7 separate regions of the Homo sapiens genome follow, and all the other regions are linked to region 5. A link is a loop called in an ENCODE intact Hi-C map of the cell type or tissue named here. Cell type or tissue: heart right ventricle. All regions are shown on one strand. Links, peaks and the distances in the headings refer to the core of each region. The heading gives the core; the rest is flanking DNA. Region 1 has its middle 170 kb from the start of NCAM1. Region 2 holds the start of NCAM1 (neural cell adhesion molecule 1). Region 3 overlaps LINC02762 (long intergenic non-protein coding RNA 2762). Region 4 has its middle 180 kb from the start of NCAM1. Region 5 has its middle 32 kb from the start of LINC02764. Region 6 has its middle 120 kb from the start of NCAM1. Region 7 has its middle 99 kb from the start of LINC02764.

What was found. Hi-C counts contacts between places; a loop is a spot of excess contacts. Peaks named below come from ENCODE experiments on the same cell type or tissue, not always from the same donor. Only the 100,000 strongest peaks of a DNase experiment are listed, where the experiment ranks them.
Region 1: it touches region 5 in a loop (4-fold over the local background); 58 of 110 quality-filtered maps call a loop at or near these places.
Region 2: a loop joins it to region 5, with 4 times the contacts of the local background. A loop is called at or near these places in 28 of 110 quality-filtered maps.
Region 3: it touches region 5 in a loop (5-fold over the local background); 29 of 110 quality-filtered maps call a loop at or near these places.
Region 4: it touches region 5 in a loop (2.2-fold over the local background); 59 of 110 quality-filtered maps call a loop at or near these places.
Region 6: a loop joins it to region 5, with 2.4 times the contacts of the local background. A loop is called at or near these places in 4 of 110 quality-filtered maps.
Region 7: a loop joins it to region 5, with 2.4 times the contacts of the local background. A loop is called at or near these places in 9 of 110 quality-filtered maps.

The regions. Positions count from the first base shown.
Region 1 is chr11:112,793,238-112,797,756 of GRCh38, forward strand. No RefSeq gene overlaps it. Among named protein-coding and RNA genes, the nearest start is that of NCAM1, 170 kb to the right of the region's middle. In heart right ventricle, for the core only: a CTCF peak has its summit at 2,148 (motif pointing left); DNase peaks (open chromatin) are centred at 1,353 and 2,138; H3K27ac peaks cover 2,725 bases.
Region 2 is chr11:112,958,765-112,963,283 of GRCh38, forward strand. NCAM1 (neural cell adhesion molecule 1) reads left to right here and starts at 2,656. Exons shown (of 20, transcript NM_181351.5): 1 at 2,656-2,900. The coding sequence starts at 2,849. It overlaps NCAM1-AS2 (NCAM1 antisense RNA 2), which reads right to left. Exons shown (of 3, transcript NR_120563.1): 1 at 4,446-4,519; 2 at 2,603-2,712; 3 at 515-2,087. RefSeq lists an enhancer at 2,599-3,376. In heart right ventricle, for the core only: no CTCF peak of the experiment used is centred there; DNase peaks (open chromatin) are centred at 2,537, 3,329 and 3,512; H3K4me3 peaks cover 2,140 bases; H3K27ac peaks cover 2,236 bases; H3K27me3 peaks cover 1,568 bases.
Region 3 is chr11:112,287,743-112,292,261 of GRCh38, forward strand. The region is part of intron 1 of LINC02762 (long intergenic non-protein coding RNA 2762); the gene reads left to right. Among named protein-coding and RNA genes, the nearest start is that of LINC02762, 19 kb to the left of the region's middle. RefSeq lists a silencer at 2,328-2,637 and an enhancer at 2,434-3,182. In heart right ventricle, for the core only: a CTCF peak has its summit at 2,424 (motif pointing right); a DNase peak (open chromatin) is centred at 2,459; H3K4me3 peaks cover 2,426 bases; H3K27ac peaks cover 1,936 bases.
Region 4 is chr11:112,782,709-112,787,227 of GRCh38, forward strand. No RefSeq gene overlaps it. Among named protein-coding and RNA genes, the nearest start is that of NCAM1, 180 kb to the right of the region's middle. In heart right ventricle, for the core only: no CTCF peak of the experiment used is centred there; DNase peaks (open chromatin) are centred at 2,053, 2,713, 3,223 and 3,663; H3K4me3 peaks cover 1,023 bases; H3K27ac peaks cover 3,157 bases.
Region 5 is chr11:112,585,771-112,590,289 of GRCh38, forward strand. No RefSeq gene overlaps it. Among named protein-coding and RNA genes, the nearest start is that of LINC02764, 32 kb to the left of the region's middle. In heart right ventricle, for the core only: a CTCF peak has its summit at 2,578 (motif pointing right); a DNase peak (open chromatin) is centred at 2,628; H3K27me3 peaks cover 362 bases.
Region 6 is chr11:112,835,489-112,840,007 of GRCh38, forward strand. No RefSeq gene overlaps it. Among named protein-coding and RNA genes, the nearest start is that of NCAM1, 120 kb to the right of the region's middle. In heart right ventricle, for the core only: a CTCF peak has its summit at 2,113 (motif pointing right); a DNase peak (open chromatin) is centred at 2,092.
Region 7 is chr11:112,652,796-112,657,314 of GRCh38, forward strand. No RefSeq gene overlaps it. Among named protein-coding and RNA genes, the nearest start is that of LINC02764, 99 kb to the left of the region's middle. In heart right ventricle, for the core only: a CTCF peak has its summit at 2,754; a DNase peak (open chromatin) is centred at 2,816; H3K27ac peaks cover 1,711 bases.

The sequences.
Region 1 (4,519 bases), core at 379-4,378, 210 kb after region 5:
AAATAAACATAACGAACATACAACACAATGTAGTAAGTTCTACAGCGGAGCTCGTACAATATATACAAAGGACTCTGAGGCATTGGGAGGGCTGGAATGGAGCAGAAGGCAGACTTAGTCTTCCCCTGTGCCTAGAATAGGCTCACATTACAGACAGAATGAGGATGGCATTTGTAGTCCACATAGCCTAGCACTTAACTAGGTACTGCCTTCTGCTATTCAATTTAGCTGTTGCATACGAGATGTACCTCCCTCATCTAGATTGTAAGCACCATGAGGAGAGCAATTCTATCTTATGTTTGGGAAATTCTTCACAGCACCCAGCCAGATGCTAATCCCACTGGAAGTCCTCAAAAGGATACTTGGTGGATGACTCAATCCAGGGGATCATACAGCTATGAAGAATACCTGGCCAGCTACCAAATCCAGGCATCTGTGAGGTCTTGGAAGGAGTCTGATGGAGGTAGCAGGTGAAACTCTCTAGGTCAGAGGCAATGACATAACCCCAATATCCCTTTAACACAATGTTATTTCAAACATCCTTACAGTAAAAACACTTTTGTAGCCTCCAGGATATCCATATCCAAGATTCGGTCATTTTTTTTCTTGCAAATTTGTTACAAAAACTTCCAACACAATGAAATTATTTAGACAGTTTCTTGGAATTCACTGTTCACTTTAACAGAATTGAACCTAGAGTTGAAATGGACACAAACCTCACGGGTTATAGATGGGAATATTTTTCAGGGATTGTGGCATAGACAATCGGTTTAGTGAGGAAACACAGGTATTATAGGAGAAAGGGGAAGAAGGAAGGAAAGATGAAAGGGGAAAGGGATAGTGAGGAAGGGCAGGGATATGAGGTGAGTGGAGATAAGAGTGACTATTTGCAAAGATTTCCTGTTTGTCTTCACTTTCTTCAGATGTGGCTTTTTTTTTTTCTGGTCAGGGTGACTTGGCTCAGCCTAATGGGTTTGTTCTACTATCATTTTTATTGTTTACATCAATGGCTCACAATTTTGGCCACCAGTCAGGTGGGACCTTGGAAAGGCAGAGGACCCAAGGGTGCAAAGCCAGAGCATTTCTGGGTGTAGGAATTCAGAGAATGGATCACTTTAGAAACTGGGACTGTGAGGTCAGGACTCCATTCCTTCACATCTGGCCATAGAAGGTTATGACTGGTTTCCAAAGACTGGAAAGTCTTTGGCCTTGGGTACCAAGGACCTGCCCAGAGCATTGTTGGGTTATGACTACTACTATAATTCAGAGATGGTGGCTGAGCAAGCCTGTCAAAGATGAAAATGATGTTGAACTCAGGGCCAGCAGTGTCCAACAGCCGCATGCTGCCGGGTGTGGGTGTGTGGAGACAGCTGGGTGCAAATTCACAGCCAGAGAAAATTCTTGGGGATTTTCAACTGTCTTTTTTTCCCCCTCCAACAATGAATAGGGAGAACCCCAGACAGTAGTAAAAATAGCTCACACTCTCCCTCAAACCTGTCTGGCTTGAGTTTTTGGAAGGCCTGGGGGAAAAGTCACATTTGAAAGTGGAATTTATTTTGGTGATGATGACAGGAAGTTCAGCACTGAGGACAGAAGGCAGCTTTACAGAATAAAAGCCCTCTTCATTATACTATTTTTAAAAATTCCTTCCCACTGCCCCTCCAAAACAAACTGTTCCTTGATACTTTTATTACATTAATGTAATAAAAGTACACTGGAACAAATGCTTTTTTTTCTTCTTCTTTTTTTTTTTTTTTTTTTTTGAGACGGAGTCTCACTGTATCACCCAGGTAGAGTGCAGTGGCACAATCTTGGCTCGCCGCAACGTACACCTCCCAGGCTCAAGAATTCTCCTGCCTCAGCCTCCCAAGTAGCTGGGATTACAAGCACCTGCCACCACGCCTGGCTAATTTTTGTATTTTTAGTAGAGGCAGGATATTGCCATGTTGGCCAGGCTGGTCTCAAACTCTTGACCTCAAGTGATCCCCCAACCTTGGCCTCCCAAATTGCTGGGATTACAGGCATGAGCCACCATTGCCAGCCAGAACAAAAGCTTCTTAAAAGGCAGCAGTTTTCCTGAGAAGTTTTAATGTGGCGGGGTAAGTGTATGTCTCAGTCTCAGCCCTGCCACCTACCGGTGGTGGGAACCCAGCACAGGGTTGAAACACCTAACCTGACAGGCGGTTTCCTCATCTCTAATTCAGGATAGACCCGTCGGCCACGCCAACCTGAATGGGTTGTTATGGAGATAAAATCAGAAGATGTCTCTGAAATTGCTTTGTAAACTGTGAAGTTGCATCCACATGTAAAGCATTGGTATTAAGGAGCTGAATAAAGCCTCCATGGCAAGGAAAACTGTCAGTGAGAAGTAGAAATACTCCCCCTCACAGCGACGCCACAGGGGTGACAGCGAAAGAACAGCTGCTCAGCACCCGAGCTTGTCGGGAGAAAACACAGTGTCATCAGAATAAACCGCATAAATAGAACCCTCTTGGAGTCGTGCACCACCTGTTCCCACAGTTACCATCAGCCAGGCTTCACCACAACCCACCTACTCACGGAGGGCTGAGAGGACAGAAGAGAGGACCCTGTTTTACAGAGAGGTAAACTGAGGCCCAGGAGGGAAAAGCTCTTTCTTGTGGTCACACTGTGACCATGGACTTGAAAAGTCCCAGACTCATCCATTCCAGCACCAAACCCCACCTCCCTCATGATCCTCCTGACCAGCGCAGACCTGCTGCCAGTCAACTGCCAGCCCCCAAAGAGATCACTGGCCTGAGTTCTGAAACAGGCCACCCCCCAGCTGACCTGCTGTGAGCCACCCCTCCGAACTGACAGATGTACTCAGCCCGCAGCCTGCTGGCTCCGAGGACCTGACCTCTTGTCTTAGGAGGGAGTTGGACTGATGGGTAACACCTGCTTACCCCTCGGCAGGGCTGAGAGTCTTTCAGGCAGAACCAGTTTGGTCTATCTCTAACCCGCTAGTTGTTTGGAACCAGTGAACACAGAATGGAAAACAGAGTTCTAAATCCCCTTCACTCTTGAGGGGTCTTGGAAAACGCCGCTGCCAGGAGCTGGTATAAATCAGAGTGTTCTGAATGAATTAGGGATCCCATATTCTTCCCTCAACCCCAGCAAACCTCTTGGAGAGAGGCCCTGTGTGAGAGCATTAATAAATCACAGCTCAGTATAGCAGGTCGCTGGGCTGTTGGCACACTGTGGCTTTCCCCGGAGATGTGAGCGGCCGTGCAGAGCCTGTCAGAACTGGGGCTCTGAAGCCAGCCTGAACTTCTCACCCTGCCCTCGGCTGTGTCACCACACTGCTGCCCTCACTGGTGCCTCTTCTCCGCGGTGGCCAGCGATGCATATTATTCATTCAGATGTAGCTCCTGCTTAGAATGCGTGGTCAGCCCAGACTGCCCAGCAAGGGCCACCTGAGTTTTACTGGAACTCTGCTGCACTGTTTAGTTTACTCTTGATCCGGGCTGCTTTCATGCTATGAGGGCAGAGTTGAGTAGTTGAGACAGAGACCGCGTGGCCTGCAAAGCCTAAAATATTTACTGCCTGGGCCTTTACAGAAAAAGTGTGCCATTCCTGCATTATGTAGTTATCTTATTTAATTCTAACAATTACACTGTGAACTTGGTATGAGGACTTCTCTTAGAGGGGGAGAATCTGAAGATCAGTGTTTTAGTAACTTGCCCAAAGATGGACAACTGGTAAGAGGCAGAGCCCTTGCTCAGACCCTAGGTGTTTCCACTTCAAAGTCCAGATATACAATTCTGTCCCTCTGGGACACGTCCAGTCAACAGGCAAGACATGTTAGCACTACGGTGAAAGGTCTCATCTTTCTTGAATGGGAGAACCAGGTTTGAAACCATCATTTTGAACAAGGACTGGTTTAGGCCTATGTCATCCCCAGCCTTTCCCTCAGGTTCCAGATGGCAAGAAGCTGCTCTGAAGACCTACCAGGCAGGAGTCACAGCTTGTAAATAAACCTGAAACCCAGAAGAGCCAGTTAGGCTGGAGCAGCCCCTGGCCAGGCCAGGCAGAGTTACCATGACGACAGAGTCATTTCCATCACAAACCCTGCAACAGGCTTCCAGAAGGTGATTAATGGTTGACCTCTGGGGGCTGGGAACTCTCCCGGGGAGTATTCTTTCTAGTCTGGTGCAAAGCTTGGACCATCTACTTCTCTGCTCTCTGGTGGAGGTGAATATTGTAGTTGAGGATGCAGAGATAAAGCACCCCATCCCCTGACCTCCTAAATCCTGAAGTCAACCCAGGAAGCACCCTGTGAAAACCATGCTCCAGCCTTGAGCAGAGGCAGGCTAATCCAAGAAACTCAAGGGCAGACAAAAGAAAACAAGGGAAGCCAAGGGAATGAGTGAAAGACTATATAAGTTGGTTCATTCTTGCTGGATAAATGGCACCCACTCACCAAAGGGAGAAGGTACAAAAAAGAATTCAGCGAGGCAAGAAGCAGGTAGTGAAAAAAGGCGGGGGAATCCTACCTCCT
Region 2 (4,519 bases), core at 316-4,315, 370 kb after region 5:
GGAAGGGATTGAAACGCAACAGAGCTCACAGATGTAGGCACCGACTAGCGGAGATATACAGAATTGGAGACAAGTGACATATCCTGTTAAAAGAATTTGGGAGTGATACTGGGAGTGTGGACTGGAATGACTGGGGCAGCATTCTAGAATGAATCATTACAACAGAGATCAACAACCACACGGGGTAGGGAGGGGCTGGAGAGAGAGAGGGAAAAAAAAGAAATTCAGTCATACTCAAGTGAGATTGGATTTCCACACTTGCCTACATTGAAAAGCTAAAAATAGGGACATTTGGGGAGAAAAATAGTGAGGAGTCTTTTAATTCTACTGACAGGACTATAAGGAGGGAGGTTTGCAGGGAAGAATGTGTCTCTCACTCTTAGGGGCAAAATTGGAAAAATTTTTATTTTGGGGGCCCCAACCTTCACTCTCCCCACTCTACCCCCTGCCTGTTCTCTCTATCTTTCCTCACCATCAAAACCTCTTTTTTAAGGAAAGAGTCTGATAACATTCATTTACATAAATCTGTAATATTTAATGTGGTGATTTTAGATGTTAGAAGCAGAAGTCTGAAATCAAAGACACTTAAATACAGCAACCATTAAAAAAAGACGTATATAATTCACTGCATCTAGCACAGGGCTAAACCCAGTGGTTGCTCCGCAAATATTTGTTGAAAGATGTTCAAAAAAGCCTTATTTATATTATCAAACTCCACAAACAATATAAATATGCAAAAATGGGGAAACCATTGCAAAATCATCCATATGAAGAAATATTACATAGCTATAAAAATATCTAGAAAAGCTTTTTAATGATCCAGAGGAATAAATGCTTATACTGATGTTAGGCAAAATCAGCAGGATTCAAATTGCTACTATAATATGTCAATTATAAAAATCATATGCACATACAGAAGACAAAATCTATGAGTATCTCTGGAATCTGTGGGATTTGGGGTTATTTTTAGTTCTTTCTACTTTTCTGTACTTTTGAATTGTTTATACTTGGAATGAGAGAAATAGCCCAAAGTAAACGTTGTGGAAGATTTACTTGGGGGAAGAAATACTTTTCAGGGGTCCAAGCTAATTACACTGTACTGGTGTGGCCCACTTGGTCTATTATAGAGGAGGAAAGTGGGGAAGAGATGGGGCCTGTCCAATAAGGATGGATGTCCTGACAGTAGAGGATGGACTTTTAAAAACTGCTACAGCGGCTGGGTGCGGTAGCTCACGGCTGTAATCCTAGCACTTTGGGAGGCTGAGGTGGGCAGATCACGAGGTCAGGAGTTCGAGACCGGCCTGACCAACATGGTGAAACACCGTCTCTACTAAAAATACAAAAATTAGCTGGGCGTGGTGGCGCGCGCCTGTAATCCCAGCTACTCAGGAGGCTGAGGCAGCAGAATCGCTTGAACCGGGAGCAGAGGTTGCAGTGAGCAGAGATGGCGCCACTGCACTGCAGCCTGGGCGACAGAGCGAGGCTCCATCTCAAAAAAACAAAACAGAAACAAAACAAAACAAAACAAAACAAAAAACCTGCTACAGGAGTGGGGAGGCCGACCTTTGAAGAAAAACGGAGTACCCGGTAACATTAGTGCTTTAATGCCTTTGAACTTATGCAGACTTCCTCTGTTAGAGGGTTTCAGTGTTCTAGGCTAATGGGTTAACCTGACATCTAGAACACCTTTCTCACATTAGTTCCTTACATACCCAAGCCTTCAGGTGCTGAGACATGATTCTTTTCACCCCGCTTTCTCCACCCCCTACTTTTGAAAACACGGGTGGAATTTTAATTAAAGCCTATTGTGTTGGTACCTCAGTAATATTATACATTAATATCTTTAAGAATTAAGGTCACGTCCCCATGTAAGAAAATATTATTTAATGACGCTTCTATATCATAATACCTATATAAAAGCCTGGCTATTTTAATAAAGAGACCACAGATTTCAGAATTTATAAACAGGAAAACATTTTCTTCGGGTTATTTCTGGAAATCTCTTCCAAACATCGGAGTTTTCTTCTAACTTAAGTCTCTTCCCACCTCCTTCCCAGGGGATCTGCTGAAGGGTGTTGTATGTCTCTCTGTGGGAGAGCAAACTTCACAGTTAGGATAAAACAAACAAACAAACAATATCCAAACAACACCCAGCAACGGCAACCCCCATCCCTCTCCAAAGTTCTAATTTCCCGCACTTAAAGTCCTGGGCTATCCTTGTGTTGCAAGGATCTTAGAATCGAAATGGAGGGATTTGACAACTTTACCTAACCAAATCTAAAATTTTGCTTTTATTATTTACTAGTTATCAAAATATGCAAACTGCTGATTAAGGAAGGCTGGGTAGCAGGAGCGCCTGCGAAGGCGTAGGGTAGAAGTGTGAAAAGAAATCCCAGCTCTCCCAGGGAGACTGCGTGTGAAAGAGCCCGGCTCCCCCAAAAGCTCCAGGCCGCGTTTTGCAGGCTTCCGCATCTGCCTCCCCTGTCTCTCTTACCTCCTTGATGTTCGGCACTATTTGTGGCCGGCGTGGTGGAAGGACACAGTGAGGTTCTCACCCCCGCCCCCCGCTCCTCGCTCCCATCCCAGTTCCATCAAAACGAACCCGGGCCAGCGCAAGGATCTCCGAGTTGCGAGTGTGCTGAGGCTGGGACTGTCACTCATTCTCCGATCAGCGCGTGAACGCAGCTCGGCTGCCGCTGGCAGGAAACAATTCTGCAAAAATAATCATACTCAGCCTGGCAATTGTCTGCCCCTAGGTCTGTCGCTCAGCCGCCGTCCACACTCGCTGCAGGGGGGGGGGCACAGAATTTACCGCGGCAAGAACATCCCTCCCAGCCAGCAGATTACAATGCTGCAAACTAAGGATCTCATCTGGACTTTGTTTTTCCTGGGAACTGCAGGTACATTTTTTTTTTTTTTAATTCTCAATCTGGTTTGCTAATTACCCCTTCCTCCTACTCCTAGGAGGAACGCTATTATTTTGGGTGGTTTTACGTGGACTGCTAAGGCTGGTCATTTTCGTTTAGCTGTGAAAGGAGCGCGTCGCCCTTGCTGCCCAGCCGAACCCCGCTCCCTCCAGGGCTGCGCTGCACGGGGCTGCCTCCCCGAGCCGCCAGCGCCCGGCGCCCCTCCGGCGCGTCCGCCCTTCCCACTTTGTGCGCCCGCGGCGGTGGGAGCAGAGCCGGCCGGCTCCTGGGGACTCAGCGGCCGCGCTGGTGATGGGCAGCGCTCCTTCCCCAAAGGCGGGCGGCGGGGCGGGGGAGGTCGCGGCTCGGGTGGTGCCGCCGCACGGGCTCGGATTCCGAGGGGGAAGTGGCTTGTCAGCCCCGGCTCCGGGAAGAGTGAACAATAAGGCTAGGGCAGCCGCCCCAGATCGTTATATTCCTGGGTCTAATAAAGTCAGGATCGCTGCTTTGCTTCCCCCGCCCCAGAAGAATAACGGTTTGCAAAATGGGGCAAAATGGGCAGAATCGCACGGCCGTTGTTGTTGGTGTGACCGTTGTTGCACCCCAGTCGACATGACGTTAGTTTTTCATTTGCCAAATTGCTGGTTAGTTGCAAAGCCTACCCTCGGCCGCGAGCACTGAAGGATGGGAGGGTCGAGCGCCGCGTTTTGACAGGAGGAAGTGCGGAGGGGCGGAGGGCGAGGAGGGCGTGATTGGGGCTGCCTGGTGTGTGCGCGCGCGTGTGCGCGCGTGTGTCTTTACACGCGCCGCGTGCCCAGTGTTGCACGGGGCGGGAGAAGAATGGCAGGTAGCCGCCCGAAACACCTCGCCCTGTCTCCTTTCTTTGGGCGAGGTTCCCGATCCTGGCAAAGTGTGAACAATAGGGAGCTGGGAGGAAGACAGTAGTGATGCTGCCGCGGGTGGCGGGGGTTGCGCCGCCGCCCAGAGAACCTCGGCAGTGTGCAGGGAGGTGCATTTCATTTTGGCTATTTCCATCCCGGCCTCCCTGGAAAATTCTTCTGTGCGTGCCCACCCTCCCCTCCAGCTGTCATCCCCCCACCTCCACCCAAGGATTTGCGCTTTGGCTCTGATGGACGGGAGGGAAGGAAGAAAAGCAGGGGCCGCAGAGAGCTGGGTGGGTTGGGCGGACATTCTGGGCGGGGGGCGTGTGCTGGGAAGCGATCGAGGAAAGCCGGGCGGAGGGGCTGTGTGTCGCGGTCGCAGCTCCAGGTACCGTTGTACCTGCCCTGGACGGCCGACCCCCGGTTGGGGAGCGCACGGGGCGGGCCAGGGAGCACCCAGTGCGCCCCCTCCGCGGGCGGCACAAGAGCAGCGCTCGGCCGCCGCCTCCAGCCAACTCGGGTCCCTCCCACGGCGACCAATCAGTGCGAAGCTGGCTGGGCGGGAAGCCGCGAGAGGCTTTTATTGCGGCGCGGGTGGCGGCCAGGAGCTGCCAGGACAGTCTCCCGGTGCTTCAGCCTAACGGTCTCGCTCACTCACCGCCAAGAGAAACCCCGCCCTGCGGCCGGTCCCCCGCCTGCCCGGCAGTTTCCGAGGAAATAAAATGGAGACTA
Region 3 (4,519 bases), core at 373-4,372, 300 kb before region 5:
TACAAAAATTAGCCAATGTAGTGGCTCATGCCTGTAGTCCCAGCCACTTGGGAGGCTGAGGCAGGAGAATCGCTTGAACCCAGGAGGTGGAGGTTGCAGTGAGCCGAGGTTGTGCCACTGCACTTCAGCCTGGGTGACAAGGGTGAAACTCCGTCTTAAAAAAAAATGTATTGTGTGTATCGAAGGTATCCAACATGATGTTAATGTGATTTTATGAAAAGCAGCCTTTGCAGTCAAGTAGACATGAACTTGAATCTTAGCTCTGCCACTTCAGCTGTGCAGCTTTGAACACTTAACTTCTTTCAATGTGAGTTTCTCATCTATTAAATGGGGTTAATCATGTCTATTTGTATCTATTTCCAAAGAGTGTTGTGAAGATCCAAGGGGATAGCACGTGTAAAGCACATTCTTCTTACCTTTTATCTCCCTGAGCTGAGTGTAGAGGCTGCAGTCATTCATTGAACAATTGTTTATTGTCTACTTATTGCTAACCATTGTTGCGGGTTCTGCGGAAACAGTAATGAACAAAAGTCTCTGTTCTCATCAAGTTCACATTCTGGTGGGGAAGCTTGAAAATAAGTAAGTAAACTAAGCAGGATAACTTCAGATAGTGATAAAAGCTATACAGAAAAGGAAACAGGCCCATAGGATAGAAGTGATTTGGTGGGAGGCCTGAAGAGGCTTTAGGGAGCACAGTGGTCTTTGAACCAAGACCTGGAGGCCAAGAAGGAGCTGGGCCTGCGGAGACCTGAGGAAGAGCATTCCAGGCAGAGAGAAGAGCAAGGGCACAAAGTGCTGAGGTGGGAAAGCATTTGGCAAGAAAGAAGATGCTTGCAGGAGGAGCACTGTGAACCCTGGGGAGTGTGGGATGAGGAGAGGAGCAGGAGTGAGTTCCATGCATGTTCCCAAACTCTGTGCTGAGGTGTTCTTGGAGCTGCTGTGGATTCAGAGGGGCTCTTTGAGATATTTTAAAGGCCAAAGGCAACACTCAACTTTTGTTGGGCTCCATGCAAACTACTAAGTAGTGCAGGATAGCTTGAAGACTCAATATTAGATTGCCCTACAGTTTTTTTTTTTTTTCCTTGAGATGGTGTCTCACTCTGTTGCCCAGGCTGGAGTGCAGTGGTGTGATCTTGGCTCACTGCAACCTCCGCCTCCCAGGTTTAAGAGATTCTCCTGCCTCAGCCTCCTGAGTAGCTGAGAATACAGGCACATGCCACCACGCCCAGCTAATTTTTGTATTTTTAGTAGAGATGGGGTTTCTCTACTACTACCATGTTGGTTGAGCTGGTCTCGAACTCCTGACCTCAAGTGATTCACCTGCCTTGGCCTTTCAAAGTGCTGGGATTACAGGTGTGAGCCACCACGCCTAGCCTGCCCTACATGTTTTTTGATAAAACCATATTTTTCTGAAGCTACATTTTCAGTTTTTGTCATTTGCTGTGACATAAAACACGTACCATGGGAAAATCAATATAGAATAGGAAATGAGGGCGGCAGCGTCTAATCCAATTCCAAGGTCTGAGAAGTTGCGCAGTGCTCAACAAGCACACACATCCCGTTAGTGAGAAGTTGTGGCTAAGAATGAGATAAGTTTTTTTTTCTAGTTTATATGCAATATTTTTTCTAGTGGCTACTAGTTGTTAGGACAGAAATACTTCTTACTTGGGTCTAGCTACTTAATACACAGAACAGTCAGGTATTTCTTTAGGCCTAGGGTTACTGTGAAAAAAAGCATTGAGACATTAAGGGCATGATAAACAGACAAGGTTAGAAACTCCCGGGCTAGGTGATGAGCTGTCATGAAATCTTTCTCATTTCAAGCGCACAACTTCATATTGTTGCCTTTTCATAGACCCAGGGGTGTGTGTTTCTGTGCATTTGTGGATAACCTGAAAACGTCGTCTAGATTTTGTAACTGGGAGGGTCCCCAACCTGCCTGACCATTAGGATCACCTGGGGGAACTTTGCAAAAATAGTTCCCTGGCCTCTGCCCAGGGGATTCTAATTCAGTGGGTCTGACATTTGAATCTGAGTTCAAAGATCTCTGCTCCAACTCGCATTCTTTCAGGCAGCCAGGATGGCCCAAGTGGAGCCGGCCTGCCCAGATTTGGGGGTCCTAGTTGTTATACGTTGTGCCTGGGGCCAGGCTGTGTGGCTTTTTCGGATCCCCAAGACTGGGAAGGGGCGTGGAGCACGTGTCCGTTGGAACCCTGGGGGAGGTCGGTGCTGGAAGCGCTCATCTCCACCTCCAGTCTGGGTGCGCTGCGTGAGTGACCCGAAAGGAAGATGATTCTTGCCGTAGGAAGCCCCTGCCAGGACAGTCACCACCTCCCAGGCCCAGTGGACTCGGACCCGAGCGTCCTCCGGGAGGGTTTCTGGGGCGTGGCGGCTGAGCGCGGTTCGGGGAGACGCGGCCGGGAGGTGGCAGCAGCGGCCCTCTGGCAGACACGGTGCGTGCCGGGGGGCGGGGACGCGGGCGGCTCCGGGCGGGCGTGGTCCCTCTTGCGGGCGCCTGGGCTGGTCGGGCGGATCCCGGAGAGGGGGAGCCGCGGGGACGCAGCGACAGACTCGGGGTGCTGGCAGCGGCAGCCCACGCCTCCCAGGGATTGCAGGCCTGGGCGCCGGGGTTGGACCAGTCTCCCGGGCATGGCACGCCCTGGTTATTCTGTACCCGTGATTTGTGGCGGGGCAAGACGTTAAGTTGGGTGACACCGAGGTGAGCCACGGTCCTCGGCACCAGATGAGGAACCACTGTCTCAATAAGGTGTGACATGGAAAATGTGTGTGTCTTATGTGTGACTGAAAAATACCTCCTTTGCTGACGTCTAAAATTTCACTATTAGAGATGCATTCTTTTGTCCTAAAGATTATTCTCTATTCAAGGCCCTGGGAGGGAGCAGTGCATTAGAACTTGAACTCTTTAGGGTGAGAATGATTTAATCTTATCTTTGTCGGCGAGGGAAGGGTTAGCCCTCAGTGCTCAAGACACAAAGAGGACTGAAGGCGCATTAATTGGTACTTGCTAATCAAGCCTTAGAGACCAGAGCACTCCAGGGGAATTTTACTTTGGAGAGAAATCTCATTGGCCCTGGAGCAGCCCTGTATCCACTTTGTGAATGTTTTAGAGAGGGTTAATGGGGTACTAGCACAGTGTGATTAGTTCAGTTCATTGGATTATCATTTTGTAAAAGAGGCAGCATCTTTACTAGTACTCTAATAAATTATAAAATTATTATATCCATTTCTGTTCCTTGTACCTTCTTTCTTTGAATTAAGAAAATGGTGTGGTAAGGTACAGTGAACTTTTGAGCCAGAAATTCCTGGCTTGGAGACCCCTCTCTGCCATCTGTTGACTGGCTCTGTAATTCTGGAAAACACCCTTTCTAAACTTCAGTTTTCTCATCTGTAAAATGGGAAAAATGCTGCCTACTTGGATGGTGATTGTGAGCATTAAATTAAATTCTGGAGGGAAAATATCTGGTATTTGTGTACTGATTTCAGGTCTCAGTGCTGTGTGTGTAATGGTTACCGTGAGAGCTTCCCTGCAATCCGAATTTGTGTGTCTCATTCTCAGTGACACCAGTGATGCTGTTAAACAAGGACAATCCGGTTCATGGATTGTGACAACGCACGCTGACATCAAGCAGACCCTGCCGTCAGGTACAGAGGGCACCACAGTGACCAGGAACTGCTGTCCTTTCATACCAGGTTTTAGGAGGCTTTACCAGAAGGAATGGAAAATGCTGGTGGGCAGTAAGATTGAAACAGCATCTGAGGACTGGTTCTGCACAAAACCTTAAATTCTTCAAGGACTTTGACATTTGTTTATTCTTGTAACAAATTAAAACCTATCCTGTGTGTTGGTTAGAGATCTTCAAACTGTAAATACCTTGAGGCAGGAGTGAGGTTTTTATCTTTTAAAGGACAGGCCCCTACTCTCCTACGTAATGAGTTTCTAAAAATGGATGTGAGCACCAATCAATATTTCTCTGGTTGTTAAAGTCAAGAATAAAATGGTATTTTTAAGCTCGCAACTGTGTAGGATGAATTCTGTACACTTTTATTTCCCTCTGTTCTCCTTTCCTATTTGAAAGTTTATTAGTTTGTGGACTTGGGATCGGATTATTCATGCATTATTTTTTGATGTTGTATGTCTCTTGGTTCTTGGGTATTTTTGACACATATTCTGTCTTGTAACCATAGTTAAACAATTGTTTTAGACCAACTCTCTGTGTGTAATTGGCTTCAACACTCACTGCTAGTCCTTTGACGCTCTGTTTTTTTCCATTCTTGAGTAATTTTAAGTCATCACTTGGGCAGTTGAAATATATTTTAAAGTGATTTAAAGAATATGTGAGTGGCAGACATTCTGAACTCTTTTGGTTGTCTGTCCTCAAAAACTAAAACTTATTTGTGAGTAAAATTTTCATCTAAGTGTTTTCCATATAAAAACTCTGTCAGCTACTGCTCCATTGTAGTAGACACAAAAAAGTCAGCACAATTTTCATCCCTCCCT
Region 4 (4,519 bases), core at 272-4,271, 200 kb after region 5:
GCATGCCTGCAGTCCCAGCTACTTGGGAGGCTGAGGCAGGAGAATCACTTGAACCTGGGAGGCACATGTTGCAGTGAGCTGAGATCATGCCACTGCACACTGCACTCCAGCCTGGTGACAGAGCGAGACTCCATCTCAAAAAAAAAAAAAAAAAAAAAAAAAAAAAAAAAAAAAAAAAAAGTTAGATGGTCCAGAAACTGAGGAAGCAGGAATTGGCTTCCAAGCTGATGATGGGAACCTAAGACAACACACACCCCACTTCCTCCCACCTCCCGGCATCCCAGGAAGAGCAGAAAGGGGTTTGTTGGTGTGAGCTAAGTTTACCTAGCTTGTGAGGATACCCAGCTGACATGGGGCTTGCAATCACATTAATGACAATGGTAATGAAATATCTGTACTGCCACTTATTCAGGATTTGCCTGTCCCTGAGAAGCTTGCAAAGATGAAACCTGTGTGTCCTGGTCTCACTTGTATGTCTTTAGCATCAAATCATATTGTGGGCATACCCAGTAACCAACAACTATTCAGTGGATGGATGGATGTCACATCATAGAGAGGTTTAAATATATACCAGATAAGGCACTAGAGAAGATGTTGTAGAAATAGTTACCATTTGGGAGGATAAGGAAGAGAAAATTTAAGATTTCTTCTAACTCTGAGGATCCTTAATATACGGAGCAGAGTAGGATTCCAGCAGATATTCTTGTTAGACATGGCAAGAAGAATGGATTTGGTGCCCTCCAGGTGCAAGAAGGTCCTACCTTCCTAAAAGATCTCACTGTGTTACAGTGAGTTGTCAGGTGCACAGAGACACCTAATAGACTTAATAAAATTTCTGGGCATTTTAAGCCTTCTTCTAAAATTCAGAGTTCTTTTAAAAACTAATTATAAGGTTGGTGCAAAAGTAATCACGGTTTTCGCCATTACTTTTGCACCAACCTAATAATACTAGCTACATTGTTTTCTTAGAAAAAGGGTATCCTTCTGTCACCAAGGCTGGAGTGCAGTGGCAGGATCGTGTCTTACTGCAGCCTCGACATTCTGGACTCTAGCAATCCTCTTGTCTCAGCCTCCTGAGCAGCTGGGACTACAGGTGCTTGCTACCATGCCTAGTGAATTTCTTTTAAGGTTTTTTGTTTTGTAGAGACAGAGTCTCACTATATTGCCAAGGCTGGTCTCAAATTCCTGGCTCAAGTGATCCACCAGCCTCGGCCTCCCAAAGTGCTGAGATTATGGGCGCGAGCCACCGTACCTGGCCAGCTACATTTTTTGAGCTCTAATTTGTGGCAGGCATGATGCTAAGTATTTCACATAGACTAGCTCAGTTACTTATTCCCCACAACAAAAGTCCTAAAGATAGATGATATTTCTCCAGCTGGACAAACAAGGAAGTCGAGCTCAGCATGGTTAAGTAACTTGCCCAAGGTCAGCAGGTGCCAAGACTTGAACACAGCTCTGTCTGGCTTCCAGTGCTCTTCACCACATAAGGATTCCCAGGCCTTTTTACCAGCATCCTTCACTAGACCTCAAGTTCAACCAGACAGCACATGCTACCCCTTACCTGTGTGTAGGGGGAGGGTGATAAGCTCCTGGGGCAGACACAGGGTCTGGGCAAACCTCCGAGTGTGTCTTATGCTTCACTGATGGGCACAGCCCCTTGTGGGATCTTTGGAGCTGGGAGGATTGCCCTGGAACAATGGGGCTAATTCTCCTGGAGGATAACGCTCCACCCCTCCTCCTACTGGCAGAAGGCCGAAAATTCGGGGTCAATTCTTCAGCTCAGTCATTTCTGGAAACCATCTAGGTTTAAATTGCTGACAGATAAGCTAACCACGTCTCCCAGCCTTTCCGCACGACTGTGCTTCCATGAAACCCGTTAACTTCTCGAATGGCTTTGATCAAGGCACTCTGGAGTGCAGGAGAGGAAGGATAGGAGAATAGCCTGGATTCCAGGACTGAGACTCTTGGAAGGCGGCCAGCTCTGCTTGCCGAGTGAGGAGGAAGGCAGCACGCACACCCGACCTCAGAGCCCTGGGATGGGGATGAGAGGCCGCTGCTGGAGCCCAGCGCTGGCCCTAGACGCTCTCTCCAGCTCCAGCGTCCAGCCCCGCCCCCTGTTCTGCAGCAACTGTTCAGGAGGCTGGATCTTGAGGCGGCGGCTGGGGGCTGGTCGGTGAGCATCAGGCTGGAGGCAGTTTGTACAGTGATTAATCTGCTCAGCCCAACAGCACCTCAGGTGGGCTCTTCCTGGAAGCCCAGATGGAGGGTGGGCGTGTCCTCCTTCTAAGGCTGCCAGGAGGAGTCATGCCGCTCCATTCCAGCATGGGGCTTTATTGAAAGCAAACCTAACGGGGGAACCAAGATACCACTTTAGCCCCACAGTCCCTCAAGTCAGCGCAGGTGACATGCAGCAACCATGGAAATTAGAACTGTAGGTTGGGGTCTCCCCAAAGACGGCCTGAGATGGGGTGAATGCCCTCTCTCTGTGTGCTCCTGGGGCACATTGGGCAAGAGAAGGGCTCTCACTGGTTGATTTGGATGGTGACTCACCATCCAAAAATCCCGTCACCCGGATGCTGATTGTCTCTGGCTCAGGATAAAGTCCGTGGTTTGATCAGCCGTGGCTTCCTCAGGGTTTCTCTTTGCCTCTTACGCACAAGACCCAGAAACATCAGGTAGAAAGACTCTCCTAGACCACCCCTGAGAAGCAGGCTGTAGGGGAAGCAGGCACTTCCTGGACTCCTCCCACCACCACTCTAGTGCAGACTAGGATTCGAGTCCTCTCTGGGAGGTGCTGTTTTCACTCCAGACCCTCAGATCTTGCCATCTTCATGACACCATGTCACATCCTGCAGGACAGGACTATTGATTTTATTTCTTTCCTGTCATTTACCTCTATCCACAACCCTGGGGTAACAGCCCCAGGACCGAGTCCAACTGTAGTCTCAGCCATAGAAACTTACTATAATTTGAAAAGAGCATTATTTGAAGGAAAAATCTTCCTAATCCGCCTAAAGGCATTTTCAAAGAAGTATAGCCCAGTGAGGCGCTAAACTGCCTCTTAATTGCTCCAGTGGAATGTTTTCCAGCTCCAGGCCCATCAACACCTTCTGTAATCTTTGCTTTCAGCCCACACTTGTGGATACAACCCAGAAAGTTCTCAGTTCGTTTTGGGAGCTCTGAGCCACACTGTACTCATATTTGTTCATTTCTTACACCAAATTAATGGCATCTTCCTGAAGCAGAGACATGACTCAACTCTAGGAAGGCAGCCAGAGGCTTTCAGAGCCGCATAGACTCTATTTCACTTGTGTTCTTCTCCAGCCATGGCCTGGGGTCAGAGATATAGGCAGTAAGGCTTCTTATTTATTTGTTTGTTGTTTGTTAAGAAAAGGCAGGTGAATGGAAGACTAGAGGAAGTAGTCTCACTCCTCCCCAGCAAAGTTCCCTCGTAGTTGTCAGGTGCACAGAGACACCTAAGTGAACCTCCCAGCAACAACTTTCATCCCACCCACTCTGCCCCATGCCCCTAAATATCTGTTTTCTCTGGACACATGATTCCTAGGGAAATGCAGGCTGACATGGGAGAGAGAATGCTGGGAACACTGACTTCAGAGTCAAAGAGGCCAGCTCTGTCATGAGTTGGGTGGCCCGGGCCAACATCCCACCTTCTCTGAGCCTCAGCTTCCTGTCTATAGAGTGGCGGGGGAGGGGGGTATCCTATTGCCTTCACAGGGCTGCCCTGCAAATCAGTTCCCACACCACCGCTCACCCCTAAGGGGTTTAGTATTAGGTAGAGGCAGCCCTCCAGGAGCCCCCACCCCAGTTTTCTGTGAGCAATGCATAATTAAATTTGGTGTAAGACAATGTGTTTGTCTTTAAATGAGAAAGGAAATCAGATGAATGAAAAGAGAGGGAAAAGAGGAAGAGTTGGGAAGAAAGGAAAAGCAGAGACTGGCTGGAGGTTGGAGCTTTTGTGTTCTTGGATGGTTTGAGTGCATCTATTTGGCTCCAGAGTGCTGGAGCCTCTCCTTCCCCAGTGGCTGCCTTGTGGTGGCTAGTGGAAGGGGAAGGAGACTAGCAGGGGACAGGGACTGGTGAAGTCTAGGCAATGCCTGGGAAGAGGAAGATCATGAGGGTCATTGTAGAAGCCTGGCTTTTCAGCGTGGGTCCTGGCAAGGGTGGGTGGTCCCTCACTGGCTCCAGAAGCCATGCAAGATCCATGCAGGAGGGGAGGCCTGGGCTTCTCCAACCTAGGGCCATTGATGAGCTGTAGTCTGAAAGCCTGGCCCCATGGCCTGCCAAGTAGATTTCGTTTAAAAATAACTCCTTGCAGCTCCGGTTGAGAGTGATTTGTGGAATTAAGATGGTGTCAGAGACAATTTTATGAAAGCAAGTGTTGTCCCTGGTGATGGTGTTTCCTGAAAGATGAGCAGATAACTCACCACGAGACATCCAGTTAGCCCACATTACCCTCCCCCAAGCCAAACAAAATTGACCACTGTTTTTATCCAAAATG
Region 5 (4,519 bases), core at 223-4,222:
ATGTGGTAAACAGCTACCATGTGCCAGGTATGATGCTAGGCCTTGGAGTATACAAATGAATACTTCTTTTTCTCCTCTATCTACTTCAGTTTATTTTCTAGGTCTGGCCATGATACATACTCACCACTTTGCCTATCTTGACTGTACCAGAATTCACGATTCCGTTTTCAGAATTCAGAACTGACATGCTAGCATCTCTCTTTTCTCTCTGGAACACAGGGGGTCTGGAGTAGGAGTGTTCCCTAAGGAAGCAGGGACAGTCAGTGAGTGAAGAGAAACAGGCTGGGCCGAATGGGAGTTGTGTCCAGTCAACTGGGAAGAACAATGGAATATGGTGATTGATAGCTTGCATTGGCTCTGAATTCTTAAGGAAAATGAAGCCTACAGCAGAGCTATAATAACATATATCATCTCTTCCCTGGGAAGGAGAAGCAGTTGTACCTTCCTACCTATTAATCACATCTTCCATTAATCAGGATAACTCACCATAATTGTGATTACAGTTGGGAATCAATTAATGTTCACCTTAAAATAAAGTGTAGAGAGGAGAGCAATTAACGTAATAGAGTTAGAGCATCAAAATGACACAAATGTTATTGACAATTATGAATCACATCTTGCAGTTTTCGGGTCCTCTGCTCTTTCATGGAGGGGTTTACAGTGGAGGAGGGGAAGCAGTATCAGATCTTCCAGGTGAAAAACGTGAGGTCTGGCTCTCCTCATTACTATCCACTAAAGCAACATGCCAGTGGCTTCCAAGCCATCTTCTGCCTCCCTTTACTGCCTCCAGTTCCATTGGCTGCTCCATGGACATCATGCTTCTCTAGGCTACCCCTGTCTACATGACTAACTGACTACTAGCCTGAATTCTTAAGGAAAATGCAGCCTGCAGCTGATTAACAAGCCTCCAGGACAAAAAGGAACAGGCCCAAAGAAGAGCCAAATTTCCCTGTTGTTAGAAAGCCCGATGTATCTCAGGCTTGGCCTAGCTTTTTTTTTTTTTTTTCCCAAAAGAAAAGTCTGTGGTCTTTCAGACATGGACCATTTGGGTGTTTGTTTGATGGGTGTCATCTGGAAGGGATTAATAATATGAAATAGATTTAACATAACCTAAACAGAAAAACAATTCATATTGAACTCTTTAAGGAAGCACTTCTTGCATCTGTTTATGCTCTTTTCTCCCTTGTAACAACCCTGAGAGGGAGGTAGGCTGAGGTTTTTATTTTCTTTCTTTTGACTTTTTCAGATGTAGAAAGCAAAGTCTGACTGAGTGAAGGACTTGCTAAGTTCACACAGTTACAGGCAGGCTGGAGCCCAGGTAGGCTGTCTTATCATTAGGCCTGCTGTACAAAAATTGTTTTAACACATCTTACCTGATGGGCGCTCAAGTCATATTCAACCTGAAACAATCTCCTTTTCTGGATGAAATGCTCCTTGGGAAGCACTCCAGATGATGGTAAAAGATCCTGAGTTCAGTCCACCCCAGGCCTTTAACACACGTCTGCCAAAACTTGAGGAAATCTTGCAAAGGAAAATTTAGACTTGAAGCATTCAAATTCACCTGGAAGAGATCTCAGGGGTAATCAGATCCACTGGTTCATTTTCCAGATGAGGAAACTGAAGCCTGGAGTGGTAGGGGAAGTAAGGAGTGACTGGGGTCCATTTCCAGCTTTGGACAGAAACCTCATAGCCTCACTGGGCAAAGGGGATGGGATTGGGTTGTAATCTAAGAGAAATTGAAGCTGCAATAACTGAAAAAGAAATATTTGCAGGCTTTACCCAAATGCTTTGTGTAGATTTGGTCTGTGTCCATATGTGGTTGTTGATTCAAATATTTTGAGTCCTGCCAAATTTCCCATTTATCTTAAAGATGAATTTATACATATTTGCTGATTCTTTAAGTAGCTAATCTTTCATCTTTTAAACTCTCTGAAAATTCCAGATTAGCGTCTGAAAGTGAACATCTATAGATATGTGTCTGTCGGGGGAACAGCCATTGCAGGTAAACAGAAGCTCTGACAGAGGTGAAGTTCCGGGGTCTGGGCCTAGCCCCTTTTTTCTTCCCTACCCAGAAAAGGGCATTTCATACCCATTGCCCAGGGGCCAAGCCCTGGGGGCTGCCTGGACAGGGTGGCACAGCCCTACATGAGAATGGCTGTAGAGGCTGAGATTTCTGTTTGCTAGCTGAGGGCTTCTTCCCTCCACCTCAGCCATGCCCAAGGACCAGTCTGGCTACTGCAGCAGCCGGCATGGACCTCTCAGAATACAGCAGTGAGGCTGTTATCCGTAGTCTTCACATCGAGCCTTTGTATGTCTCAGAATGTCAGTTTTGATTCAATTGCCAAATAAACTTCAGAACATTGATGACCCACAGGCACTGAGTTTTTTCTTTTTTCTCTTTTAATCTCTGTCAGAAAAGAGAAATTGCGTATGGGGATATTCCAGGGTGATTGATCTGTAATCCTACCTACAGGCCGCCCTGAGATCTGCTGCCCTAATTAAGCATAGCTTCTCTTAAGATCAATGCCCAACATCCTGCACATTAGTCATTAGAACTTCAAAGGCCTCCATATCCACTAGATGGCAGTAGTCAGTTAATCATGTAGACGGGTAGCCTAGAGAAGCGTGGTCCCCGTGGAGCAGCCAAGCTCTAGGATTTATAATCAAGTCCAGAACGTCTGAATATAAAGATACCCTCTCCCCTCCTCCATGCCCCAGGGATTACTCTTGCTCTTTTAATTATTCTTTAAAATAACAGCTGCTTTGGGCTAGGCCATTTATGATCCACACATGACTACGGCAGAAAAGACATAGAGACCTCACCCAAAAGCTACAGCTGGGGGAGTGGTGTTTGAACTGTCCCTTGCTGAGTCAAGATGAAGTGCATTCAGCTGCTAGCTCCTACTGCTAGGAAAAGATTTCTCCATTGTCCTTTTAAGCCACAGCTCTCCAGGCTTTGAGGCCTTCAAATCAGGGACCTCAGCCAGACCCTGAGCCCCAAACCACAATTTACCACACAACTGTGCTGAGCTCTAACCAAGCACTAATATTAATTTATGGAACCACAAAGCTATTATTACAAAGTTTGTATTCTATTTATTTTTTTTCTGAAAATAAAAAAAAAAAAACACCTATTGAAAAATATGTCTGAACTGGAACCCAGCCTACATATTTCCTAGAACGACTGAATTGGGACTTGAGAATGTTCTGTGAACCTGAGTTGAACTGAATGTATATTTCATAGGCCTGGTGCCCTGGTTGAGACCCAGTTCTTTAAAAGACCCTTTATTTTAGCTGCAGGTGCTTCCAAGTCTGTGCTGGCCCCCAGTTTTGGAGAGTCTCAGAACTGGGTTGCCTGGTATGTACCCCCAAGGCAGCCTTTCGTTTAGAGATACCCCCAGCTCCTTCTGTAAGCTCCTTATTAGGCTGTTTTCTCTCGTTGGTCTTGATCATTTCTGTAGCAGCCAGAGAGTCTGATGGTTGGATCTGAGATTTATGTAGGACACTTGGCTAAAATATAAACAGTGGTTTAGAGAAAGGGAATCTGCTTTGTGTCAACAGTAATGTGAGGCTGGGGGGCCTCCAGCAAGCTGAATTGGATGTTTATCCACTGAATAAAGTCACTACATCATCTGGCCCTGTCTGAGCAGAGGGGCCCTGGTGGGAGAGCAGCAGACTCCCTGCCAACTCTGTAATCTGTTTCTGAACTTGCGGGAGGCCTCTTGGGCTGCCTGTCTCTTCTTACCGCACCTCACCTGGGTGGGCAGATGGAAAGGGGACCACCGAATCAGATTTAGTAAGCATCAATTTCTACTTCTAGGTGAGTTGATCACTTTTTGAGGGGGCACTTCATTTTATCCATGTGACAGCCCTCTGAGGACTTTAGGTGGATCCAGGCTTTGTGGGGTTTGAAGCTTGTACAATTAGAGGGAGGTGGCTTTAAGAAAAAGAGAATAAAATTACAAACACAAAAGTGAATCTTGATTCAGAATGACACAAAATGAATCTCACACACACAAAATCACTAGAGCCCTAGAAAGTCAGGTCTCTTTTGAGATCTCTTCAAGCAGTTTATCAGAAATGCTTATATAGAAACACTTCCACACATGCACACACACACACACAAACACACCCTCCATCCCTGTCAGCCAGACTTCCCCTTCCCCCAGAACACTTCCACACAGAAACTCCCCACGATCCCAGGACCATGAGGTGAAGGGGGTGGGAGGCTTAAGCTTTGCCAGGCAAATCTGCTCTGCAAGTAGTGTGATGACCGCCATTTTGCTCTGGTGATGCTGACTGACACATTATAGACTTGTGCAGGACACAGCCCTGATAAGGTGTGAAGCTGAAATTTGAAATCAGAACTTCTGCCTCTAAACCCTAATGTGCTTCCCACGGCAGGCTGCAGTCTCCCTCTATGCTGCCACAGTGCTCTGGGACTCTGTTGGTCTAGCCTGAAATCCACTCTGGAGGGCCAGTTTTGGTCTGAGTGGCAAATCCTACAATCCTCTTCCTT
Region 6 (4,519 bases), core at 337-4,336, 250 kb after region 5:
ATGATTTGTCTTTTTTATAACCTGCCTATTCCATAGCAGATGAGTTCAAGACAGTGAAGATCAGTCCTCAGACATTTTAGACTAGATTTGTAGACTGAAACAACAGAGCAGGGGCCCACCCACTCTGCAGGTGCCAGCTAGTGAGACCAGACACATAACCACCAGATTCACTGCGGGGAGTTGGGGCGGGGAGGTGGCTGCACCCTTCTCTGGGGAACAGCTGCCTCTGAGCAGCACTGGAAGCTCCTACATTAACTAGGCAGAGGACAAACCAGCAATAAAGGAGTTAAGCAACAGCCAGACATCACCCCCCACAACCCCCTCCCTCTGGACCCAGATGAATAACCAGTCAGTAAAATGACCCCAATGGAAGGAGTCCAGAATCGTCCACGCTGATCTCAGGAGGTATCTGCACTACTCACAGCACAAATCAGATCACTCAGAGTGAAGATGGCGCGGGGCGGGGCGGTGGAAGGGAGACCAGGGAGAAGACATTGCCTGAGCAGGGACCGGCCCGGGGCAGAACCTTCAGCTCCTGGGCCTGAACCTGGAATTTGTATTAGAAGAGAGAGCTCTCTGAGGGACCTGGCCCTTTTGAGTCTGCCTGTCTGCATTTTTTTCTTGAGAATTTGTTAGCGCTCAAGAAGAGGCGTTCCCTGTTGAGTTGGCTTTCCCTGGTGTGGTAAGGCAACAGAGAGCCTTCTCTTGGCAGCTAATCCTTCACCGAAGCTGTCAGGATGAGATGAATTACTAGGAGGAAAATAAATCAGATTTGCGAGAGCATCGGAAAGGCCGAGCCCCCAGAGTCTGACAGAAACCAGAGACCCCCACCCTTCCATTCTGGCGGAAGCACCCACTCACCCACTCGGGGGCCTTGACTGCCCCCACAGCTCCGCCCTCTCCCGGTCCCAGCTTCTGCCCAATGACAGGAGAGAGCTGCCCCTTGGCTTCCCCCAACGTCCCACAGGCTCCTCTGCTTGAGGCTTAGTCCCTGGGAAAGGCCTGCAGATTTATAGGCCTCAGCTGCAGACATTCCACCTTGCCATTCCTTCCCCTCACGGCCTCTGAGCACCCTTCTGAGTCCCTCTGTCTCTCAGCAGTGCCCACAGTGTTTGATGGTCATGGGGCAGGAAGAGGAGGCTGACCTCTGGATCCAGAGACTCCCAGCTTGAAGGGGTCACTCCTTCCTCAGGCTGGAGTGCCACTCTCCTGGGACCTGCACTGCTGTGACTTGCTATTAGCTCAGAGGTGCCTGTCCAAAAAACAGCAGGACTATTCATTTCATTACAGGCCCAGCAGTGGAGCAGGGGCCCTTTCCTCTCTAGAATATTCTACCCAGTAATAATCTTCAGGCTAAGCCTGCATCGACAGTACTCAGGAAACCCCACCTCCTCAAACCAAATTACATGTCCCCAGTTTGAGAACAATGTGAGCTAAGTCTAATAAAGTTATAAAAATGTCAATGGGTTGTTTGTGTGGGAAGAGAATGGCTGGAGGTGGAAATGTGGTGTCATGAAAAAGGCTGCAGACTTGGACTCAGGAATCATGGATCCAGGACTCATGGCTCATTATCTCAGTGGGGACCCGGGGCTGGGTTCCTCCTGACCTGGAGGAAGGCCGGGTTCCATCATTGGCTGCTGAGGTTCCTCCTGACCTGGAGGAAGGCCGGGTTCCATCATTGGCTGCTGAAGTCTCTCTGATGATGAGTTAGGGAGCTTCCTTAGAAGCTAGTCATTGTCAAAATAATTGTTAAAGAATAATGGGTGTAGAAAGTGAATTGAGAATGAAGGGAGAGAATGAGGAATGAGAGATCAGGGACACAATCTGAGAGCTGGGAGCTGGCACCCAGCCCAGGAAGCAGTGCTGTGTTCCTAGGGCCAAGAGGTCCAAGAGTTCAGCCAGCCATACTTACCCAGAGCCAGGTCCTGGAGAAGCACTTGGTGGGTGATGCTCCAGGGTAAGGCCAGGGACCAGGGATCCCCCGATAGGTGCCTCAGGCTCCTCCCTAGGAAAGCTGCATCCTCGGTTGGCTCAGGGTCTGGTGGGGCTCGGCCACCTGACTGGGGAACCTGGCTATCATCATGCCTGAACTGTCCGAACTGCGTGTGATTTAGCTCAAACCTCCACTGGGTGGCAGAGCAGTTGGGCATGATAGAAAGAGCACTAGGTTAGTTGGGCACTCTTGAGCAGGCTGTTGACACTTGTGAGCCCCGGCTGGCCATCTGAAAACATCGCTAAAACATCTGTACTTTGCAGAGTTGTTCTAAGGATCAGATGCAACGAATGAGGAGCACTGCAGACAGCCTTTAGCAGCAATGGGTAGTCATCTTGTGTTAGTTATTAGATAATATTGTTTAGTTTATGCAGTCTCATAAACAGTATGAATAATATAAGGAGGAGAACAATGCCCACCCCTCAGGGTAACCATTCTTCGGGTACAGATGAGGCCAGGAGCAATGGTAGCTCCCTCTCCTGTCCAACTTCCTCCACTGTCTGCACCCCCTCCTCTCCCAGGCAGGACCCAGGAAGCCAGAAAGCGCAGGTGAGCCCAGCGGTGGATCTAGCTGTGTAAATCTGGAGAAAGCAGAGAGAGGCAGGAAAACTGAGGTGTCTTAGAACCATTTGTGTAAACTGTTTAGACTCTGAGGGAGCAAAGATTAATGTGAAAATCCCATTCCAAGAAGCTAGTGGCCATACATCAGCAGTGCCTTCAAGATTGGATACGAATCCGAGGTTTGGGGGAAAGTAAGTAATGTGCCGATTAACGAATCACAGCTCTGAGAGAGATGAGAGAAAAATCTCTCTCTCCACTTCACTCAGTCAAGCCCAATTTACTGCTCATATTTCTGTCATAAATGTCTGAGAGAAGCAGAGCCCTGCAGGCACGGAGACTGGTCTGACAGGGGAATGGACCTCTCTGGAAGGAAGGAGGAAGCAGACCCCTGCATTCATGGCTACAAGAAGGAGCCAGTGTGAGGGCACCCAGTGGGCCCTGGCAGAGGGATGCCTTTGGCTGGGCAGCCAGAGAAGCTAAAAGTATTTCAATTGAAAGAAAAATGTCCTTATCCACCTAACTATCCTTTGAGACCAGGAGGAGAAATTGACAATGTTGATTCATTTAGCTCAGCAGTATTCAGGTCAAAATCAATCTTGTCAAAAATCCATCACCACACTCAATAAGTAAGAAAAGGGATCCAGGATCCAGGGGGAATCAATCACACCCCATCAGGGAGCAGCCAAAAACAGATCTATCATGGCCCCTTGACGGAGGCTTCCATTACTTAACACGCTATTTCCTGAATGCACCCTAGGGACCCCACCCAAGGTCATGGGCACCAGCCCCCAGCAGCAGCCAGAACTAAGATGGCCCAAGAACAGGTGGTCACTCTACTGATTATCTCTCTGCTTCCGGAGCATCAACATTCAGCAGGCTGGCAAGGCCCAGCAGAAGTCATTTCATACATTCCTTAACTTCAAGAATCATTGTCACATAACTCTCCTGCTGTCCCCAAATCACTGTGGCTGCCTCATATGTGTAGGAAAGGGAAATAATAGCAGTCTAGCAGCTTCTCCACTGGACCAAGCTCAGGCTGCTTCAGTCCCCTGCTGGGAAAAGCAGAGTGGTCCCTGCAGAGCTTCTCAGTCTTAAGGAATCACAAGATGCAGAAGTCAAGACTTGCTTCTTTGTCCCTGGGCCAGAATCCAGCATCCCCTGAGGGTCACATTATGGCAACCCTGACTCCTCCAGACTCAAAGGAAGTGTGTGAGTGGGGCCACAGAATGTTCCCTGGGAGCCCAGTGATGGCGAGGCCTGGGCCCCGTCCCCACCATTCACTAGCTATGTGAGTTTGAGCCAAATATTAAACTTCCATGTGCCTCACTTTCTCGTATGTAAAATAGAAATCATAACAATGCATACCTCTTAGGATTATTGAAGATTCAGTGGGACTTCTCATGTGGAGAACTGACATACAGATAGTGCTAAGTAGGTGAAAACTCTCATTAGACAATGGTTCCTTCGGGCACTGGGTTTTTGCTTCTCTTCTCATCTTTCTACCGCAAACAACTTCCAAAAAGTGTTCATTCATTTATTCATTCAGCGAGTATATATTGGATGTCGACTGTTCTAGACCTGTTCTAAATGCTGGAGGGACAGTGTACACAGGAGGTGGCAGGGGACAGATAACCTATAATCAAATCAAATAATTGCAGATAATAATAAACAGGAAAATGAACTAGAGATTGACTGGGATGTCATGAGGGAATATTTAAAATTGATACACCAAAGGCCTCTCTGAGCTGGAGATACTTGAGTTGAAGCCCAAGTGCTAGGAAGAACTCAGCCATCTGGAGATCTGGAAGGGCGATGTTCCAGGCAGTGAGAAGGTGGGGGGCTGCTGGGGGGAGCTGGGGAGAGCTGAAGGAGGGAATGGCACAGAGAGGTAGGTGGGACAGATCAGGCAGGCCCGAGGAGGTCATGCCAAAACACTGTGTCTTTAGTCTAGATGTAATGTGAAGC
Region 7 (4,519 bases), core at 316-4,315, 67 kb after region 5:
TAGGAGCCTTGGGTTTGGCCCTGGTCCTGTCTCTGAGTAGTTGTGTGATCTTGGGCAAGTCACTGTGCCCCATGGGCCTTCAGGCCAGCAGCAGAATGCAGCAGGTTGGCAGCCTGAAGCAAGTAGGGGAGGCCATCTCCTGCATCAACATGTTCACATTGTTCATTTTGTGGTTGCAATCAAATGGGATGATAGGAAGAATTCTGCTCCAGGCTCTGAGTTACAAACATTGGATGAGATGATCTCGCTTCTTACAGCTCCAGCATTCAAGAATTGAAGGACACAAACCACCCGCCACTCGGCCCTATGTTCTTCCCAGTAGAGTTAATCTTCCATGGCAATAATTACATGAGTAAAATAACATGACAACATTAACCTTTGAAAAAAGACAGATTTTATTTCTATGTCAGTGAGTCATAGACCTTTTGAGAAAGCATTTGGTGAAGCATCAAGTTACAAAGGAAGAATGAACCACTGCTAGAACCAGCCTGGACCTAATGCCAGAAGCTCCAGGGCAGGCAGTAACCTGGTTTTCTCATTAGAGTTGGGTCATGGACACTCATCTCTGCTGATCTCTCCTCCAAAGTCCATTTGTTCATTGGATGTACTGTGTACAAACACTGCACTGGACATATGTCCTTTGATAAGGAAGAATTTGGGGGTACTGGCTGCCAGGAGAGGTTCCATTTCCTAACTACATCAAACTGTCTTCAAGGCTGTCCCCAGGTCCTCTCCTCTCCTGTCCTGAATTTGGGGAGTTAAGACTTCCAGGGTCCTTTGGACAGGACTCTGACCCAGGAGACAGGCCTCATGGCAGATACTGCTGTCCTGACTTCTAACAATAGAGTGAACAGCAGGGTCGGGTCCTGGAGATGGAGACTTGCTCAGGGTGACATGGCCCCCAAAGCCCTATTCAGACCTTTCTGGCTCAGGAAACAGTCCAGACATGACAACCCTTGAGGGGGCCCAGCAGAGATATCCAGTGGGGGCTAAATCTATTTGTAGTCAGTTTTCCCAACTGCGCATTTTCATGAAGCCTGCCAGCAAGGAGTGCCTTTTAAAAATCACCTGCATATTGTGCACATGTACCCTAAAACTTAAAGTATAATAATAATAATTTAAAAAAACACCAAGAAAAAAAAATCTGTGTAAGGAAGCCTTAGTAGGTATCTCCTCTCTCACCCCAGAGTAAGGACCGAAATCAATTCTCAGGAGGGGCCATGACATCTTCCACTTCACATCCCACATTCTATACCTTTCTCCAGGCCCAAATTGACAAGAGATAGGAAGGAAGTGAAGGGGCCACTGAAGCAAGGTGGATGATCAGGTGGCAGATACCAATGCTCACCTCCTGGGCTCCTGCAGTGCTGCCATGGTCCCTGATCCAAGAGAGGGCAACACTCCACAGACAAGATATATAGGGGCACACACACAGATACATGCACACACCAACAGACATGCAGACATACATCAACACACTCAAGACACACCCAAACACACAGTCTTTGTAGTGGACACTAGGATGCACTACCCACATATGCCATTAGTAATGAGGGACTTACTTTCCCTGCTGCTGGTAGTGCCAGAAGTCAGTCCTCAGCTGAGGGAAAGGAGACTGCCTTGCCCAGGTCACATCTCTTCCAGGGAAGCTGGCATTCAGTGGCTGGTTATGGAGGTAATGAGGGCCTGGTCTCCTTGCCCAGCTCGGGACATCAAGGTCATCCTAGCTCCAGAGTTCCCATGGAGTTGGCTGAGGCCTTCCTTGGGACTACATGTTAGCTCAAGTTCTCCCTCTGTACATTCTACTTTTGTCCTTTCTCTTCCACAGGCATTGGCCCCAAAGGCACCCCCTAAAAAGGTGCTAAACTCAGTCTCAAGGTCGCTTCTCAAAGGATCAAGAGTGCAATGCAGATACACACCCATAAACAAAGACACACACAGACATACTCACACACATACACAGATACACACACACATTCCTCAAGGAAACCAAAGAGTGAGAGGTAAGAAGAGAGTTTGCCCTGTGATTACAGCTGCGTGACACAATCACTTTTATGATATGAATTTATCAGGCTTTTTCTTTCAAATGTTCACTTTTTTAAATCCAAAGTGAACATTTCATTATTATAATGAGAGAGAGAAAAAATAAAGGTATTTGGAAAACTATTAATAAAACCAGCTCTTCACAAATAACTCTCTATGCACAGGCCCTAATCCTCTAAGAACTTGTGGTTTTGCTTCAGACCTTCTACTGTCTTTGGGAAAATCTCTAGTGTCCCAGTTTATCACCACCAAAGATATGCTGCATTCTTTCCTGACCCCCCACAAATTAGACCTTGAGTTTCAAAGATCTGGTCTACTAGCTGCACTTGTTTTAAAATTGTTATTCATCAAAAACACGAGGAACAGCTGATCAAAGTTCAGAAGCGCTCCATAGAAGTAACATTCCGACCTCAAGTGGATTTTATTCCAGCCCCAAACAGATAGGGTTTCTGAAAATAAGAAGGGCTTAGGAAACCTTATTCCTGCCGTTGAGGACCTCTGGAAATCATAGATTCTATATTTTCATACCCCTGCTTCTGGGCAAGGCTTCACCCATCACACAGATGTGGATGGTCTCCTCAAGGGACCAGCAAAGTTTTGCTCTTCCTTGATGGGAAATCCTTCCTGTGTGCAGCTGGAATTTCCACCATGAAACTTCAGTCTGTTTTATTGTTTTTGTGTTTTTGCTTTGACCTCACTAGGGGTCAGCAGTCTGCTAGCACTTCATCATTGTGTCATGGACTAAGTGAGAGCACCAGGGCCTTGGAGCTCCACCAACTTGGCTCTGAGTCCTGCCGTGCTACTAACTAAGTAGACTGAATCCGACTGGGCCTCTGCCTCCTCTTCCTTAAGATGGGATAACAATTATAACAGTCCCAGCTGTTGGAGGGATCAGGGTGATTAAATGAGAAGGCATTCCATAAACTTTGTCCCTTAAGCCTTCATTTCTTGGCCTTGAGTTGCAAATTCCTTCATCCTTTTATTTTTCTCCAGTCCTTCTTCATTCTTCTTTACTGGCTTTTGATTTTGTTTCCCCAGGGCCTGACACTGCAGCAGGCACGTGGTGAGTGCACAATAATTAGGTGTTGAATGACTGAATGGACAGATAGCACCAGGAGGGGTGCTGTAGAGGAGAGGCCTGTACTGAAAGGGAGGTCACCGCGAAGGTTCAATGGTACAGAGAATTGATGAACACTTTTTCTAGAATAGGAGAAAGACATCTCCTTTGTTGCTTTCCCCTCACCAACTTGCCTCTGCTTCCATCCCTTGCTCCTTGCTACTCCTTCATTCTCCAAGTTTCTGGCCCTCAATCTGCACGTACTGTGAGTCCCAGGTCTTTTCCTCTCCCACAGATCTCGCAACTCCATTCCAGTCTTTCTGTTGCTGCCTTCCGGGCTCAGCTCCTCCCTTGCAGACCCTGGGGAATCTGGGCGCCCAGACTGCCCTCTCCCATCTATCCTCCTTGGTGCAGCAGAGCCTTCCCTCTAAAGAGCAGCGCTGTTCATCCCTCTCCTTCCCAAGCCCTCTCCTCCCCTCACATGGCACACAGAGCCCTTTAAGACTTCCTGGCTTCCACTGCCCACCACCCCACCTGCACCTCGTGTGTCCTGTTCTCCATACACATCGTGAGCTTCCACATCTCTACCCTTTTCATTTGTGTTTCCTGTGCCCCAAAGGCCCTCTCACAACCTCCTTGCCCACCTAGTTACTCCTGCTCTCCTTGAAGATTCTGACCAGCACGGTCTCACCCAAGCCCAGAGTCTGACTTAGGGGCTCCACTTCTGTGCTTCCCCAACACCCGCTGCCTCCTTCTGTCATGCCACTTGGCACTACAGCATTGTGCCTATTGGTTCTCTTATTCAGATTCTCTGCAGGGACAGTGTCTCATTTCTTAGTGTGTCCTAGCACCTAGCACAACCTCTGGTATTTAGTAGAATCTCAATAAATATGGAGCAAATGAATGACTAAATGAATGAATGATTATATGAATCCTTCTCTGCCATTGCCCTTTTTGAGGCGCCTTGGTGTGGGACAGATCCTCACCAGTCAGACAGGCCCCACTGTGTGAGGGCAGCTAGTGAGTGTGGGAAAACCACTTTGCTATACTGAATTTCTTTTCAGCTATGAGAAACCAAGAATACACCAGAGGATCTCACTTCCCTTGACTCTCTTCTTGCTGCAAAGGGTGGCTCCAGGCTTCATATCTACCACTGGTCTCTTTTCTTGGGCTGGGGTTGTAGGGTGCAGGTGATAAGCCACTGGAATTCCCACATCCTTCTCTGTTTCCCTCCTGCCTACCTCCCCTCTCCTCTCTCTCTCTCTCTCTGGACCAGTTGCCGAGTACTCAGCGTCCAGCTTGCATAACACGAATTCTGTCATCTGAGTCACTCCAATTTCTGCCTGATGACTGAAGATCATTTCAAACATTCTCTGAGCTCAATTTGCAGTGCCCAGCAGGGAGTGTATCACTGAGTCA